Regions from separate parts of the Homo sapiens genome. Here region 2 is linked to region 1. Evidence: read pairs that join two places in POLR2A ChIA-PET (ENCODE). Cell type or tissue: A673. All regions are shown on one strand.

Region 1 (8,000 bases):
AATTTTTGATCACAATCACATATTAGTTTTTCATGAACTAGACACACTAATGCAAGCACCACAAGAGAAAAGAATTTTAATCTAATAAACCAATGAGAGGAAAATTACCTGCCAGCAATATAAAGTGTGTCTCGAATTTTCAACATCAGCTGAAAGTCCAGCCTGTGCTGCGATTCATTGCCTGAAGGGCGTCCTCTAAAAACCGGATATTGCCTTGAATCTGCAAGTAAAAATGGGCTAAACCATCATTCAGGATTATGGAGCTGAGGGATCAATAAACAGCATTGATTAGCTGTATATACTTGTTGTAGAAGGGTTTTAACTAAATTCCTCTCTTAAGGTCTTGAATATAAATGAATAAAAGGCAGTGAATGTCAGCAAATGGTCTTTTTAACTCAAAATATATAACCTATATACAGGTTGCTGTAGAAAAGCACCCAACAAAACTGCCCCGTTTTCTCCAAACACTAGGAAATGATTACTGATAAACTCAGATGCAAATTCAAGGTTAAGACATAAAAAATCTCTGCCTCTTTCTGAAAATGAACATGCTTACAGAATGAAAAACAGAAAAGCTTCCTTCTCAGAATAGAAGACTGTTCTTGAGACGACTTACAGTGATAGTCGACAGTATTAAGGGGTTCATCATCTTCAGGAAAGCTGACTGCCCTCAACTGGGAAACCATCAGCAGCAGTATGTAGGCACAAAGCAGGAAGACCCTCATGGTGGGCCAAGGTGAAGTCAGGGTGGCCCCTGCTCAGAAATGCCACTGAGCTACCTGGAAAACAGAAGCAGTTTGGAAAGATCTCTATGCTGCAATGAAGCGGTTTTCTTGTTTGTAATCAGCTCAGTTTTCACCATCAGCTCCCTCCAAAGCCCCTCTCCCACCAGGAATGCTGGCAGTGGTAGATCAGGTATCGCCAAAAACACAGGCAAAAGATGGCAACATGCCAGGCCTGATTAAAGCATCTGGTTGAGCATTATTGAAGTTTTCAGCAAATTCACGAGAATTTTGGAGGTAATTGTATGTCATCACAGCAGAGCCACCAGAACCATGAGCAGAAATGCTAGCTGCTGACTTGGCAAGAAGATGGGCAAAGTTGGGATAAGAATTTTAATTAAATTCCAATCCTCTTCCCTTCCCCCAGTCCTGAAATATATCTAATACAGCTTGTCTCTGCCCCGCATAAAACGCTCAAGCTGCCTCAAAAATAGCCAGAGGGCTGATGATCCTGTCATAATCTCTCCTTAGCTCTTTGCTTATGGTGTTGCCAAATTCCCAGCATTACCCAAGTATTAGCCCCAAATTCTTAAGTCGAGTATTTCCCTATGCTTACTACGACCAACGTGGAGACAATGACACGAATGACCCTGAATCAGGGTGAAAGGGAATTAAAAGAAATACAATGATTTCATGATAACCAATCAAGCAAAGCAAGGCAGGGATGAAGTGGCACAGCTGACACCAGGCCACCAGGGAAGTCTACGTTTTTACATAAAACCATTTGGACACAAACCAATACCCTAAGTACACCGGTCCTTTTAGCTTTATTGAACTTCAGAGCTGTGGGGGTCCTTAGGGACCATCTAGTCCAACCCCCTCATTTTTCAGATGAAAATCCAAGGGCCAAAAAAATTAAAGGACTCACTGAATTGTGTGGAGCTAGTTAAGGCAAGATTGGAGTCCAGACTCACATAATCTGGGTCCCTGTCCAGGCTCTTTTCACCAAATGGAAAGGAGAACATAAATGACTGGATTTTTGTCCTTCAAATATAGAGCATTACAAAAAACTTTTTGGGGAAATGGATATATTCATCATTTTTATTGAAGTGATGCTTCATAGGTGTTAAATTTAATCAAATTGTACATTAAATATGTGCAGTTTATTACATATCAATACCTCAATAAAGCTATCAAAACACAGCATTAATTGCATTATAGTAACAGTAAAAAATTTAAAAGATCTTTAAATGTTATTAGCTTATTAAAAAGATGAATTAGGGCCCTGTTGGGTCAATGAGATGGATATTTTTGTGAAGCTGTAAGTGTTCTACTTTGCAACAATAACACCCCCCCCTCAACCAAAACTGTCACTTGCAGCTACTGTTCTGAACAACAAAACATTTAGCTTTATCCTCAGTCTTACATATCTAAGAACTTTAGGAGAGATCATGAGAGTCACTGCAAATTCCAGGGGAGTCCAACCACTAAACCAGGTGTTTACTGTACCTTTTTTATGGACTTCAGGTGAAGCACACAGATATGCATGCTATCCAATGCTCTAAATATGTGTCTAACTAAAGTACAAGTCAAGTATATGTGAGTTTTAGAGTCCCAGTTTTTCAAAAAGAGAATAATATATTGCAGCAGTTTTTTTCGTGGATGATCAGTCCAGCAGTAAGTTCACATATTTAAACTGCCTTACAAAAAGCAGGTGGAATGGAAACTGTGCTGGCATCATTTTGTACTAAAGTTAAAAGAGTATGGACTTTGGAGTCAGTATGACTTGGGCATGGATGAAATTATACCACATATTAGCAAATTGGCCTGGGAACGTTCCTTCAATCTCTTTGAGCATTAGTTTCTTTATCTGTAAAATATGGATAATAGCACCTTCTCAGAGCGAAAAGGAAGCAAATGCCTGGCACATAGGAAATTCTGAGAAAAGTTAGACCTCTCTACCCATTTCCTACTGGAGAATCCTGGGTATGACCAGATTGACTTTAAGAGTCTCATAAGGGCCTGGGGAAAAGATATCCTAAAATATTAAGGTTATTTGGCCAGTTATTTTTCACAACTAGTTACTTTAGAGCACTAAAGGACTACTTATAGAATAAATTTTACAACTTGTTCCTATGTATTGGACCTGGAAAATAAAGTAACATAACAAAACAAAACAAAAAAGCAATCACCAACAATCCTACTATCCTACCTCAACAACCGCAATGATTTGGTTCTAGTTTTTTACTACAGCTACATGGTTTCCATTGTGCTGACAAGATGGTTTCGTGTTTACCTCTTCTTCTGAAGCAGTGTCTTCTTGTCTTGCTTTTCCATACTATTCTGATCACTTACAAAGACCTTCTAAAGTTGAAGTAGTATAAAAGTATAAAATGTTGCCTTAAGAACTAGATCCTGCTTTGACACCAGTCCCAAATATCATCCTCTAGATAGAAAATCACCGAATCTTTCTGCTGGATATCAGGAAAAATAATTAGAAATACCAATTAATCCCAAAGAAGTGTAGAAACATCTGCATTAAAACAAAAAGATCGTTCTGTGTCTCTTTCTCCTCCATGACAGGTAACTGAATGGTTCACATCAGGTAAGCAGAACATCCATGTCCCAGACAGCAGGGCGGGGAGGAGCCCTCACCAGGAAGAGTGTCTCTCAGCTGTGATCCCAGCACTGGGGCTGAGGATGGAATCACTGCTGACTCACTAGCAAGCACCAAGCTGCTGGCTGAGCTATCATTTCCTATAACTCATTCATCTGACACTGCAGAAAGCAATTTCTCCCCATGCCCCACCCCCTACCACTCTAATCCTCCCAAAATAAAGCCCTACCACTAACTGCTTCCTGTCTCTGCATAAAGCTGTATTTCTGAAAAAAAAAAAAAAAAAAATTACATTCAGACTTGCCATAGTAGTTATAAATGGAGGCATTTAATGTGATACATATTGCAAAAGCTGGGTGGGGGAGGGAAGAATCTGGAAATACCTGAAAGCAATGTACCAGGAAGGGGATGTCTTTGCATGTAAACCCCTCAGACTACTTAGCTCTGACTTTACATAAGAAGATATATCAGGAGTCCAGGGGTCAGTGAAATCATGATACTAGTTATGCTGAAAAAGGGCAGGCCAAGTAGCAGGATGAAATGTTGGAAAAAAACATGGATCTTGAGATTAGAAAAATCTGAGTTCAAACTTGCTTGTGCCATTTACTTCCTGGCTCTTGGGCCCTGTTTAAATTGACTTTATCTCTTTAAGCCTCAGTTTCATCAAATGTAAAATGGGAATAATTATCTTTATTACTTCATAGGCTCTGTTTAGGATTAAATGAGATAATCAGTATGAGGCATCTAACACAGAGCCTGCTCCGCAGTAAATCTTTAGTAAATTTTAACGAATATCATCATGTCTATTCTGGTTACGTCTTGTCTGGCAAAAAGGTGGAAAAAAAAAAAGCAATGTTCATTCCTTCATCTTGTACAACTATTTGCTAAACTGTTTATGTATACCATCCAAACAATGACAGGGGCATTCTTAGAGGATAAGGCACACCTTCACAGATGTACAGGCCTCCAAAAAAGAGGAAACCATCTTCCTCACACGCAAGCTTAGGGTAAAGAACATTCCTACATGAAGTCATTCCTGTTTGTGACACAGTCAGAGAGCCAGGATGCCTGACTAGCTATGTTTATTCAGTTTTTGGTATTTTATATGAACTTCTCCCATACATTCCTAATGTTAAATACTAAATATGATGAGGAAAGCTCTTAATGGGAGTTCAGAGCTGCCAGAACAACCAGGGCGTGAGTGACAGGATACTTGGGAGAAGGGAGGTACATGGAGCTTAGTCCCATACTCAGCATTTGATTTTACCTTATGGAGACTTGATGATTTTATATAATATTTATACTTATATTATTATACATAATATATTGTTATATTTATATTATATATTGTTATATTTTTATAATTTTATATTTGCTAATTTCATACAGCTTAAGGCTCTATAAAAATGAGAGTATAGCTATAAAGAAAAGTCAAATTTCTGGCAGTCACAAGTTTAGGTCCCACCAAGAAGGAAGAGTTCCAGTAAATAACCAAAGGCTATCATTTGGGCCTCTGACAAGCTACACTCTAGAAGAGGAGAAAAATGTGAGGTAAACCATGTTTTACAAAAGTTCCAATCCAATCCAATAAGCTAAGTCCCAGACTGAATGGATATAATCTCCCACTCTAGCTGCTTGCCAGAAAAGATAAGATTACACTTCTTTAGAAAAAGATAACATCATCCAGAGACTACAATTATTTACATACATTGCCCAACATTCAAGTAGAAATTATCAGAAATTCCAAAAACTGCAGCTAAGAGAGAGAGAAAAAACCACAATAGAAATAGGCCCACAGGTAACCCAGATATTAGAGTTACCAAACATATGTTTTGAAAATAACTGTGCTTTTTTTGTGCAAGAAAAAAAGATGACAACATGGAGAATTTCACCAGAAAACTGGAATCTATAAAAAAGAATTTAATAAAAATTCAACAACAAGGCTGGGCATGGTGGCTCACGCCTGTAATACTTTGGGAGGCCGAGGCGGGGGGATCATGAGGTCAGGAGTTTGAGACCAGCCTGACCAACATGGTGAAACCCTGTCTCTACTAAAAATACAACAATTAGCCAGGCATGGTGGTGCACACCTCTAATCCCAGCTACTCAGGAGGCTGAGGCAGGAGAATTACTTGAACCTGGGAGGCAGAGGTTGCAGTGAGCCAAGACTGCACCACTGAACTCCAGCCTAGGCGACAAAGCGAGACTCCATCTCAAAAAAAAAAAAAAAATCAACAACAAAAAAGCACAATAAATAACACATCTTCTTAATAGATGTGTTTAGCAACATATTTGTCAGAGGTAAAGAGAAGATTAGTGAGTAAGAAGACAAACAAATAGAAATTATCAGACAGAAATATGGAGAGCAAAAAGTTTGAAAGAAACAGACAAGAGAGTAAGAGACACAGAATTTTGTGAAAGAATTAACATACTGGAGTCCCTGAGACTGCAGAGAGAGAAATGGACTAAAGCAATATTTGACAAGATAATGGCTGCACACATTTTCAAAACTGATATGATTATAAGCCACACATTCAAGAAATTCTAAGAAGTTCTAAATACAAGGAAATAAAGTTAGACACATCATAGTAAAAATGCTGAAACAAGGAAAATTTTAAAAAATATTACACACTAAGATACATTACCTTCCAAAAAGCAAGAAAAATATGGACAGCTGACTTATCAGTAGAAACAATGGAAGCCAGCAGACCATAGAATGACATTTTTAAGTTGCTGAAAGAAAATAAATTTCCAGCCTAGAATTCTACAACCTGTAAAAATATTCTTCAAAAATGAAGGCAAAATAAGGATGTTTTAGACAAATAAAAACTCAGATTTGTTGTTCCAGATGCAAACTAAAAGAAATATTGAAGGAGAGTTCTTTAGGCAGGGGAATTTATAGGGAAGGTTAATGCAAATTTTTAAACTTTAAAAGAAAATTTATTTTGTATTTTTAGTAGAGGTGAGGTCTCACTATGTCGCCTAGGCTGGTCTCAAATTTCTGGCTTCAAGTGATTCTCTCACCTGGGCCTCCCAATGTGTTGGGATTACAGCCATGAGCCATCATATCTGGCCACAAGTTCTTGTTATGGTTATAGCATAGTAGCCAAATTTGAAATTAATGAATCCCAGATAGAGAAAGTGGTATATAGTCTTTGTCTCCCTGAAAACTAGATAGTTCAAAGGAAATTAGAATGTAGAAATGGGGTAGACCTACTTTATCGCTAGCCCAAAGAACCCAGAGAGATACCATGTTGATTTGAAAGCTATCCTCTAGCTCTCATCCCAAGATGCCACTATACAAAGAGTATCTGCTTAGACTCTCCTACTCCACCTGCCTCAGGATCTGAATGTGGAGTTGGTTCCTTTTAGTTTCCCGATGACTCTTCCAGACCTTTGGCCTCCATGATCTTACAAAAAGTCTTTGGTCGAAGTCCTGCCCTTCCTCCTCTCTTTTACCTGATAGTTTCCCAGTCATTTCCTCTAGCTTTACGAAGACTTTACTAGCCTCAGCCCATGGTTCCATATGGAGACTTCAGCCTCAAAATCATAAAGCAATGCATTGTGTGCTCTGATGCTAACCTCTTATTCTTCCAGCTTGCTCATACTGCTCTACTTTCTCATCAGGACCTTCAGCCCACTAACTGTTCTTTTCTGCTAGTCAGTCTTCTCTGATCTTGACATACCTCTTTATCCATCTTAGGTTGTCAATGGTCAATCATGTCCATTATTCTGCCTGTGCTCCTGACTGCCCCATCCTCTGTGTCCTTGTCAGCTTTTCTTGCAAAGTCGTAACCTTGGATGAACTCTGCCACTCACCTTCTGCACCTTCTCCAGAGCAGCTGAGCACTAGTTGAGACAAGCACACTCTAGGACAACTCGCTAGTAATGTAACAGAATTCTTTGTCATCAACTACAAATAGCATCAAAAACTCCATGGAGATCCTATGTTTCTCAATTAAATTAGACCACTCCCCAAATCCATAAATGTAAATTTCCCACTTTCCTCAAGGCCCTGATCTGCTATGTCTCCACACTCTGCTACTTACATTCCTCCCTCCTGCCCCACAGCTACTTCACATAGAATATGAAAGCTGTAACATGGGAGCTTCCTCAGTTTTCTCCTTTCCCATTGCCAAATACATCAACTCTTTCCCATGTGCTTATTTTTTTTTTTTGACAGTGTCTTGCTCTGTTGCCCAGGGTGGAGTGCAGTGGTGCAACCTTGGCTCACTGCAATCTCCACCTCCCAGGTTCAAGCAATTCTCCTGCCTCAGCCTCCAAAGTAGCTGGTATTACAGGCGTGCACCACCACGTCCAGCTAATTTTTATACTTTTAGAAGAGGTGGGGTTTCATCATGTTGGCCAGGCTGGTCTCAAACTCCTGACCTCAAGTGATCTGTCCACCTCGGCCTCCCTAAATGCTGGGATTACAGGCGTGAGCCACTGTGCCCAGCCCCAATTTAAAGCAATTGGATTGCTTTAAATCCAATCCCTTCACTCTTTTCTGGAATAAAAAGACGTTGATTATATTTCTCTCTTTCTGGTATTTTCTGTAACTCTTAACCATTTAAGTACTGTCCATCAGCGCTGAAATTTGTCCATGTCTCCCTCATCACACACACAAAAGGAAAATACCTCCTGTAGCCCTGATCCCACTC
Region 2 (8,000 bases), 210 kb before region 1:
TTTCTGGATAACTGAACACAAACTCTGTTGAATACTAGACTGTGCATTAGTGTTACATATGTGGTGGGATAACATTTTGATAACATTTGAAATAACTCCTTTTTTGATTTTTTGTGCATCCATTTTTCCTTTCCCAAAGTTTTTTCTTCCCTGCATTTCTCTTTCTTCCTTTCCCCATTCCAAGCAGGGTCAGCCTTCTTTGGTTCATTGTCTCAGAGTAAGAAGGTGTCAGGGTGGAAGGCCGAAGTAGCCTATACGTCTGTCTGGCTTTTGTATTCCTCAAACCGAGGCCTTTAGAACAACACAGAGAACTCACAGAGTAGGCAAACGAAAGAGGATTTGGGGATACAGAGCCATGAAAAAAGAAGGGTAATCCCCCAGATTACAAATAGTGGCACTGTTGGGCAGAGAGAGGAGATAGGAGGGAGTGAAGAGGAGGTAGGGAGCGAAAGCAGGGGAGCCGAGGACAGAGGTAGAGGACGAGGACAAAAAGACATCATGAGGCTGGAAAGGAAACAGGCATTGAGTGTGCACCCAGCCTGACTGTAAAGAAAGATCTTTACCCTCTAAGACCAGGTCAGAGCAGCAGCGAGCCACAGCTGGTGTTGGGGAGCTGGCCAGCCACAGAGAGCTCACTACTAACCTGGGTGTGCACATGGCCCAGGACCTGGTGACCTGCTCTCCACTTACCCCAATGTTTTGACATTATTGACCCTTTCTTGGAATCTCTGATGGAACCTTAGAATGGGTGGGAGGATACTATAAAAGCTTGAGATTTGAATTCCTAATCAACTCGATGAGATAGGAGCCCCCAATAGAAATGATTGGGAATGAAAGAAAGTTAAATTTCTTGAAAATCTTGCTTTTATAAAGCATCATGCAATCTTTTCCATGGTTGGGGCTGTCTCGCAGCCAGGTGCTGAGGGTCTGTTGAGGAGTGAGCACCTTTGCAGCCGTGCCAATGTTGCAGGCCCCGGTGATTTTGCAGTTTTTATGTCTGCTTTTTATGTAGCTTTCCTGTCGTAAGCCCGAATTTCATTTCTTGATAATTATCATAGGTATACATAGGTCTAATTCTCTCCCTTTCCTCTCCAAATTTGCTCCTTTCATTGTGCTTTGGCCAGGAAACCAGATAACAAAGCTTCTGAGAATGATGTATAAAGGGAGAGGAAATCAGTTCTGAGGGCTGGCTCATTTTTCTCATCTACAAAATGACGGAGCTGTAATAGATCATCACCAAGGTCCAGTCCAGCTTGCACATTTTATGATTCCTCTGAATAAAGTATGTGAGCTTTTATGTGCCATTTTCAGAACATCTATTTGTCCCATTTCCTTATTCCCAGCCATGTTCTCAAGAAATGAGTTTGCTCCATTTGTGACCTCTTAAAAAGTGACATTATTTAACTTGGTATTTGTTAACTCAATTCACAATTCATTCATTCATTCTCAAAAAATTTTGAGCACCTTCTGCATACTGTGTGGTTGAATTACGAAGATTCGTGCATGATCTCTCCGTCAAGGAGTTCACAGACTAGGGCACTGACTTTCAATCTTTCCTGCAGTTGTGAATGAAGCCTGTTGGGACTCTATGACAGCCTGTTATATTAGAGGCCAGTATTTACTAAGCACATACTAGATGCCAGGTTCTGTTCCAAGTGCTTCAAAAGTAGCTTATTTTATCCTCAAATATCTACGAAGTAGTTGTCATTATTATCTGCATATACATGAAGAAAGTGAGACTCAGGCATGGGAACACACGGTTAATAAACATTTGGAACCAGAATTCACTCTTCAAGCAATACAAATCTAGAGCCCACATTCTGCTTCCTGGGGCTATGGTGCTTGTGAAATCAATAGCGACAAGAACAAGCACAGTAACCACACAGTAACAACAGCAGCCGTTTTGGCTATTCTATGCCACTTGCCATGCACTGTGCTAAGCTTTCAGTATTAATTATCTAATTTAAGACTAATAACAACTTCATGAGTGGGCACTTTCATTAGCTACATATTGCAGAGGAGAAACTCTTGACTTAAAAAGGTTAAACAACTTGCTCAGGATACACATCTAATAATGAGGGAAAATGGGGTACAAAGTGCTTTTTTTTTGAGACGCAGTCTCACTCTGTTGCCCAGGCTGGAGTGTACAGTGGCTTGATCTCGGCTCACTGCAACCTCTGCCTCCTTGGTTCAAGTGATTCTCCTGTCTCACCCTCCTGAGTAGCCGGGACTACAGGCGTGCACCACCATGCCTGGCTAATTTTTGCATTTTTAGTAGAGATGGGGTTTCACTATGTTGGCCAGACTGGTCTCAAACTCCTGACTTCAAATGATCCGCCTGCCTCGGCCTCCCAAAGTGCTGGAATTACAGGCCTGAGCAACCACGCCCAGCCCAAAGTGCATTTGTGGGGACAGTTTTTGGTGGCTCATGATCTTCATGTCCTCTAACCAAGTGGGAAGAGACAGATAAGGTATCCACTGATTTGCAGTAAGTATAGCGTGAAGTTCTTTGGGAGCAGAATAAATCAGTCTGCAGGTGGAGGGAAAGCTTCCCAGAAGAAGTCACCCTTGAGCTGAGTTTTGAAGGATAAGGAGGAATATAGGTTGAAAGCAATGAGGAGAAGGGAACCCAGGGTGGAGAGAATAGCACCTGCAAAGGCTGAAACAGGAGACAACAATGTGAGGCTAGGGAGGCAGGCAGGAGTTCCGTTACACGGGGCCCTGAGTGCAGAAGCAAAGGCATCTGCATGGCATCTGCTCTGTGGGGAGCCGCCAGAGGCTTTAAAATGTGAGAGTGGCTTGTCAGGTGTGACTGTAGAAAGTACTTCTGGTGTCTGCTTAGGGCACACTGAGTTTATGGTGACTCACGGAAGTCTATTTGGGATATGAATCTTCAAAGGGATAAAAGCTGGGTGTTGCTGCTGAGGTCCTAGGGTGCAGGGAGACTAGAGATGATGGAAGTGGGGGCGGGGGTGACTAGAAGGAAGGAGAAAAATTAGACTATTGTTCTCATCAAAGTCAGATGTGATGAGAGCCTGAGTTAAGGCACTGGTAGCAGAGACTAATTTGAGGACTATTTAGGAGAGAAAATCAAAGAATGGTAGGAGTGAGTGGGAGAAAGTCTAGGAGACTCCCAGGTGAAGCATGATAAAGTATATTTGCCAATTGTCTGGGAACCAATCTGGAAAGGTCAGTGAAACATCATGGAAAATAAAATGAGATGGTGAGAGTTGTATGAGCAGAGCTTCATTGATGGACATTCTTGACTACAGTCAGAGTTGTTGTGTGATCCACATGTGCTACATGAGCTGGCTGATGCGGGGCTGGGGGTTGGAGATTCCCAAGTAACCAAGACCAAGTGTTATGGGTTAAATTGCCCCCTCCCCCACCCAAATCTATATGTTAAAATATTAACCCCTAATACCTCAGAGTGTACCCTTATTTGGAAATAGTGTGTGATTAGCTGTTAGGATGAAATCATACTGAATTAGGGTAGGCCCCTTACCTGATAGGACTGATGTTCTCATAAAAGGGGAAAGTTTGACACAGACACACACACCAGAGTTTAAGGTAACATGTGGAAGTATATGGGATATGAATCTTCAAAGGGAGAGGAGCTGGGAGATGCTGCTGAGGTTCTAGGAGAAGAGTGCACAGGATATATGGCCCAGAATCACTCCAAGACATGGATGATAAAGAAACTGTGGTGAGAAGGAAAGTCGGGGCAGGGAGTGGAGGAATGTCTGGGCAGGCAGGAGGCAAGCAAGTGGGAGCCTGCCTTATTCAATAAGGTGAAAGTGCTGTGCATACGGAGTGCCTGTGTCTATTCAGACAAACACATGGATGCTATTATGTTGTCCTGCTGTGAATGACAGTCATTCTCACTGTCTCCTTCAGCCCATGAAATAGCTCCCTTGATCATATTAAATTGTACCTGGCTCCCCCTGAGCTTCAGGAAATGGGAGTTGCCATGTGATACTAGCATTAGGTTTGCAGATCCATCCCAATATTTTTCTCTTACCTCAATTTCCTGGCTCAGGAGCGAATCTTGGTTTACTGACTTATAATTCAAGGATGAATGAATGAAAAAGAATCCCTTTTCATGCGGAGTGGGTTTGAGGTGTAGACAAAGGCTGTCTGTCATTTTTTGGTGATCTTGTGTTTGTTCACTTCTGCTAGAAACATACGCCCTAAGTAATAATAACAACAGGATAATACCTTACATTTACAGAGGGCTTTGTACTTTACCAAGTGCTTTCACATGCATTATCTCATATAATCCTTGTATACCATTGATGTGAATTCTGGCGTGAATTTATACAATCCCATCACTACCATTGGTAAGAAGTTAATTATCGACTCATAATAATTGTAGAGTCCTTCCTGTGTGATCTTCACAGACACTCTTCGGAAGCCCAATGGAAGTTGCATTCTTACACAACAGGAAAATAAAACTTTCCGGGAATGGAGACATGTTTCTTTAGCCTATAATTTGAACACAACACTGACTGGGTTGGGCTTTGTGGGAAGATGCAATGAGAGATTAGACAGAGTCTCTGCTCTCAAGGAACTTAAGATTTGGCTAGAGAGACAAAACGTGGAAACAAAAAAGATGACTTGGTTAGAGGAACTTACAGGGCAAATGTTTGTGGGAGGTACAAGTTGGAAGGGAGGTGGATGCGGTGGAGTGTTCGCTGAACACTTCATTAAGAAGGTGGGGCTGAAAGGCCCTCATTTTATGGGAGGGGAAGTGGGAAGCTGCCCGCAGGGGGCACACTGCTCACCTTTCCACAGTGGAATTTGTTAAGCTTTGGTTTGCTTGTTGGAAAAAGTCAATGGCTTGCTGCCAGCAGGCACAGGTGTGCCTGAGCATTCACAAATGGCATTTCTTTGTGGAGCTTTGGAAGATCATCTTTTTGCAGAGCCTAGATATGTCCTAGAGAAGGTGGAATATTAGTTGTAGGCAGTGACTTGTTGCACTGGAAACAGCAACAATTTTCAGACAGATAAGTAGAACTTGCTTAGGGGTCAGCAATATTAAAAAAAGAAATAGGGTACTCCAGCCTAATTAGCAACTTTTGATTTAGAGTGAGTCTCTATTTGTGAATTGGATGTGGCCCAAATTGTGGTCCATGGACTGGCAGCATCAGCATTAGCTGGGAGCTTACAGAATTGAAGAATCTCTGACCTCACTGAATTTAAATCTACATTTTAATGATATCACCAGTAGGCACATTAAAGATAATCAGTTACTGGGAACTCAGAGCATGTCTTTGAGTTCCTACAGGGTCAAAAAATGTTATTTAACCCATGATGGTTCTAGTCATTGCATGGTAAACATAAACATTAATTTATAAAATTATTCCTATGCACAAATATATTCTTAGGTACAACTTACAGCCCTAAGAATAGCCACTCTCCCTCTCACCACCCTCAACATGGCCACAGGGCATGGCAACCCAGTCTTTTGCCCTTTGGGTTAGTTTATGGGGAAGGTCTCATGAATCCTGCTGAGCTGGGAATGAACATCAGGTACGGTGAGGAAAAAGCATGGGCTTTGTAGACAGATGTGGCTCCAGATTGAACTCACTTCTCAGACAATATATCCTTCTTTATAAAACAAAGCTATAAAAATAGAGATGTTACCTACCCTATAGGTTTTTGAAGTTTTAAAAATATATATTATTAATTACATCTAGAAAAGTGACTGACATATTGAGACTATTCTCCAAAAGCAAAAGCAATATTAATTTCTACCCCTATTCCCCACAAGTAGCTTGCTGTCTAGCTTAAGTCAACCATTCACCTCTTTGAGACTCAGCTTTCACTTCTGTCTAATGAGAATCAGGGACTGGATGATCCCTAAGATCCTTCCTGGGGTGTACAAGGAGAGCACACATGGGGATGGCTGCTGCCTCACTCTGCTCATCTTTGTCTCACCCTTGTGCTTCTTGGGCCACCCTTCACAGCCTCTGCCACCTGTCTCTGAAACGGAGGCTGGCAGCCTAGAGGAATTCTAGTATTTTCCTTGAAGGACCTATTTCTGCCAGGCAAGTTGATAGCCTGGGTGAATTGCATAGTGGTTAGAAGTACTAACACAACCAGGATGCCTGATCTGAGAAGATGGCTCCACTGGGCATCCTTGGCTGCCAATGTGGAAACCCAGATGAGCTCCACCCCTCTCCTGAGACATTTGAATCCTACTGAGAGACTCTGTAGGGATCCCAGGGCTTATGCTGCACAAATGGTGCCCAGCAACAAGTTTCTCTTCATACCGCAACTGAAACGAAACCTCTTAGTCATGGGGGCCCAGTTTTACGGAGGAAGTCGTGGTAACTTGCAAATTATCGAATTATGAGGTTTTTGAAAAACTGTTAACCCCAGTTCCCCTTGGCAAAGATGGTTAGGCAATTTTGTTTTTGGCTGGGGCTTCTGTAAACAAGACAGGATGGATGCTCGCTTTGTGGTTGGGAACTGCTAGAGGGCGCACTGCCAAGGTGGTTTCTCTGAGTCTTGTTTTTCCTGCTGACATAAAGGTTTCACCTGAGCCCCTGTATTTTTCTGGTCCTTTCTGAGACACAAAAGTAAAACAAAAACAAAGCCCAAAGAAATCAAAAACCAACTGTTAGTTTCTAGGAGGTTTGGGTTTGGAGGGAAAACAAGACTTGCCCGGTTCTTTGCTTGAACATGTTTGCTTCTCTGAGACTGGTCTCTTTCAGCTCTGCTCTGCTCTGTTGTTGCTCTTTTCTGTCATAGATGCCTTGCCATTTGGCCAGTTCTATCCTTCTACAATTTCTTCTTTTCTTCTCTTGAACCATGTTCTCGTTCTTATCACCATTTCATTGAGGGAGCCATTACTGTCTTCCTACCTACAGTGACAAAGTAGAACACGTCTCTAGTAGGATGGTAGGATGTTTCTCCAGTGCCAGAAAGGCCACTATTGATTGACCTTTCCACCTACACCTAAAAGAAGATTTGATTTCAACTTCCTTTTGCTGCTCTGAATTTTGAAGGAACAATGAATCAATATGTCAATAAATATTTATCAAGCACTTACTCTCCTCTGCCTTACTGTAGGAGTGGAAGAGCAGTGCTTCTTAAGTGTGAACACAGGGTAACTAAGAGCAGGAAAGCCTGGACCTGCGCTCCAGGAAGAGCTTGGCATGGGCTTGGGGAGGAGGGGGTTGTGGAAGGGTGGGGGTTGTTGGTGAAGCCTGAAAGTCCCACTCCAAGATTCAAGAAACTTCAAGAAATTTCATTCAAGTTTTATCTTAGAAAATAACATAAGGCTTCCATTTTGCTCTTGAAAATATGTTTTCATGTGTAAATAATGTGTAGATTATTTACCATGGAATAAAACCAATGCTCCTGGAAGATATTTGCTAGATGCTTCTCATCTTCCCAACAGGCAGTGGAGACTCCAGCAGTGTGCTGGCTCCAGTGTGGGAGTATGACCCCAGGAAACAGAGTGTGGTGATCACGTGGATGTTCAGAGGCAGATCCAATGTAGAATATTCTGCCCCACTATTCTCTCGCATGGACCTGTGCTTGCAGACCCATATGAGCCAAATTTTAATTCAGAAAATAAGATTCTTGTTGGTTTAAAATAATTATATTTGTTCTGCCTTTACAGAGTTACTAATGTGGAGAAAGAAGATTATCATGTGTGGAACGAAGGACAATATGAACATTAAATAATGCCCTGACTCATTCCAAAAAGAATCTGAGATGACCAATAAAGCCATTTTTAATTGTTTATTAGTGAACAATAGATTATGAGTGCTAAAGGGATTCAGGAAGAAGAAAGATCAGTGCAGAGTAGAGAAGTCTGATGGATGCATTGAAGAAGCTATGCTTGAGCTGAAATGACAAGAGAGCTGTTTTTCGCTTTCAGAATTATTATGTGGCAATGGTAATTGACAACAGAGAAGCTGAAGGTATGAGGACAAGGGTGTCTTATCTTTCCCCAGAAGTCTTGCTTGGCCCATGGGAGAATACAG

What was found. ChIA-PET counts read pairs that join two places held together with the same protein. Peaks named below come from ENCODE experiments on the same cell type or tissue, not always from the same donor. Only the 100,000 strongest peaks of a DNase experiment are listed, where the experiment ranks them.
Region 2: POLR2A ChIA-PET joins it to region 1 with 6 read pairs; 2 of 35 experiments call an interaction of 5 or more read pairs at or near these places.

Annotation. Positions count from the first base shown.
Region 1 is chr15:47,752,524-47,760,523 of GRCh38, reverse strand. It overlaps SEMA6D (semaphorin 6D), which reads right to left. Exons shown (of 19, transcript NM_001358351.3): 2 at 617-779; 3 at 109-220. The coding sequence starts at 725. Among named protein-coding and RNA genes, the nearest start is that of SEMA6D, 39 kb to the right of the region's middle. In A673, no CTCF peak of the experiment used is centred here; a DNase peak (open chromatin) is centred at 3,503; H3K27ac peaks cover 728 bases.
Region 2 is chr15:47,960,259-47,968,258 of GRCh38, reverse strand. All of the region lies in intron 1 of LOC124900354 (a long non-coding RNA gene), which reads right to left. LOC102724553 (a long non-coding RNA gene) reads left to right here. Exons shown (of 3, transcript XR_001751520.2): 3 at 7,634-8,000. Among named protein-coding and RNA genes, the nearest start is that of LINC01491, 120 kb to the right of the region's middle. RefSeq lists an enhancer at 6,248-6,307. In A673, no CTCF peak of the experiment used is centred here; DNase peaks (open chromatin) are centred at 3,898, 4,458 and 6,308.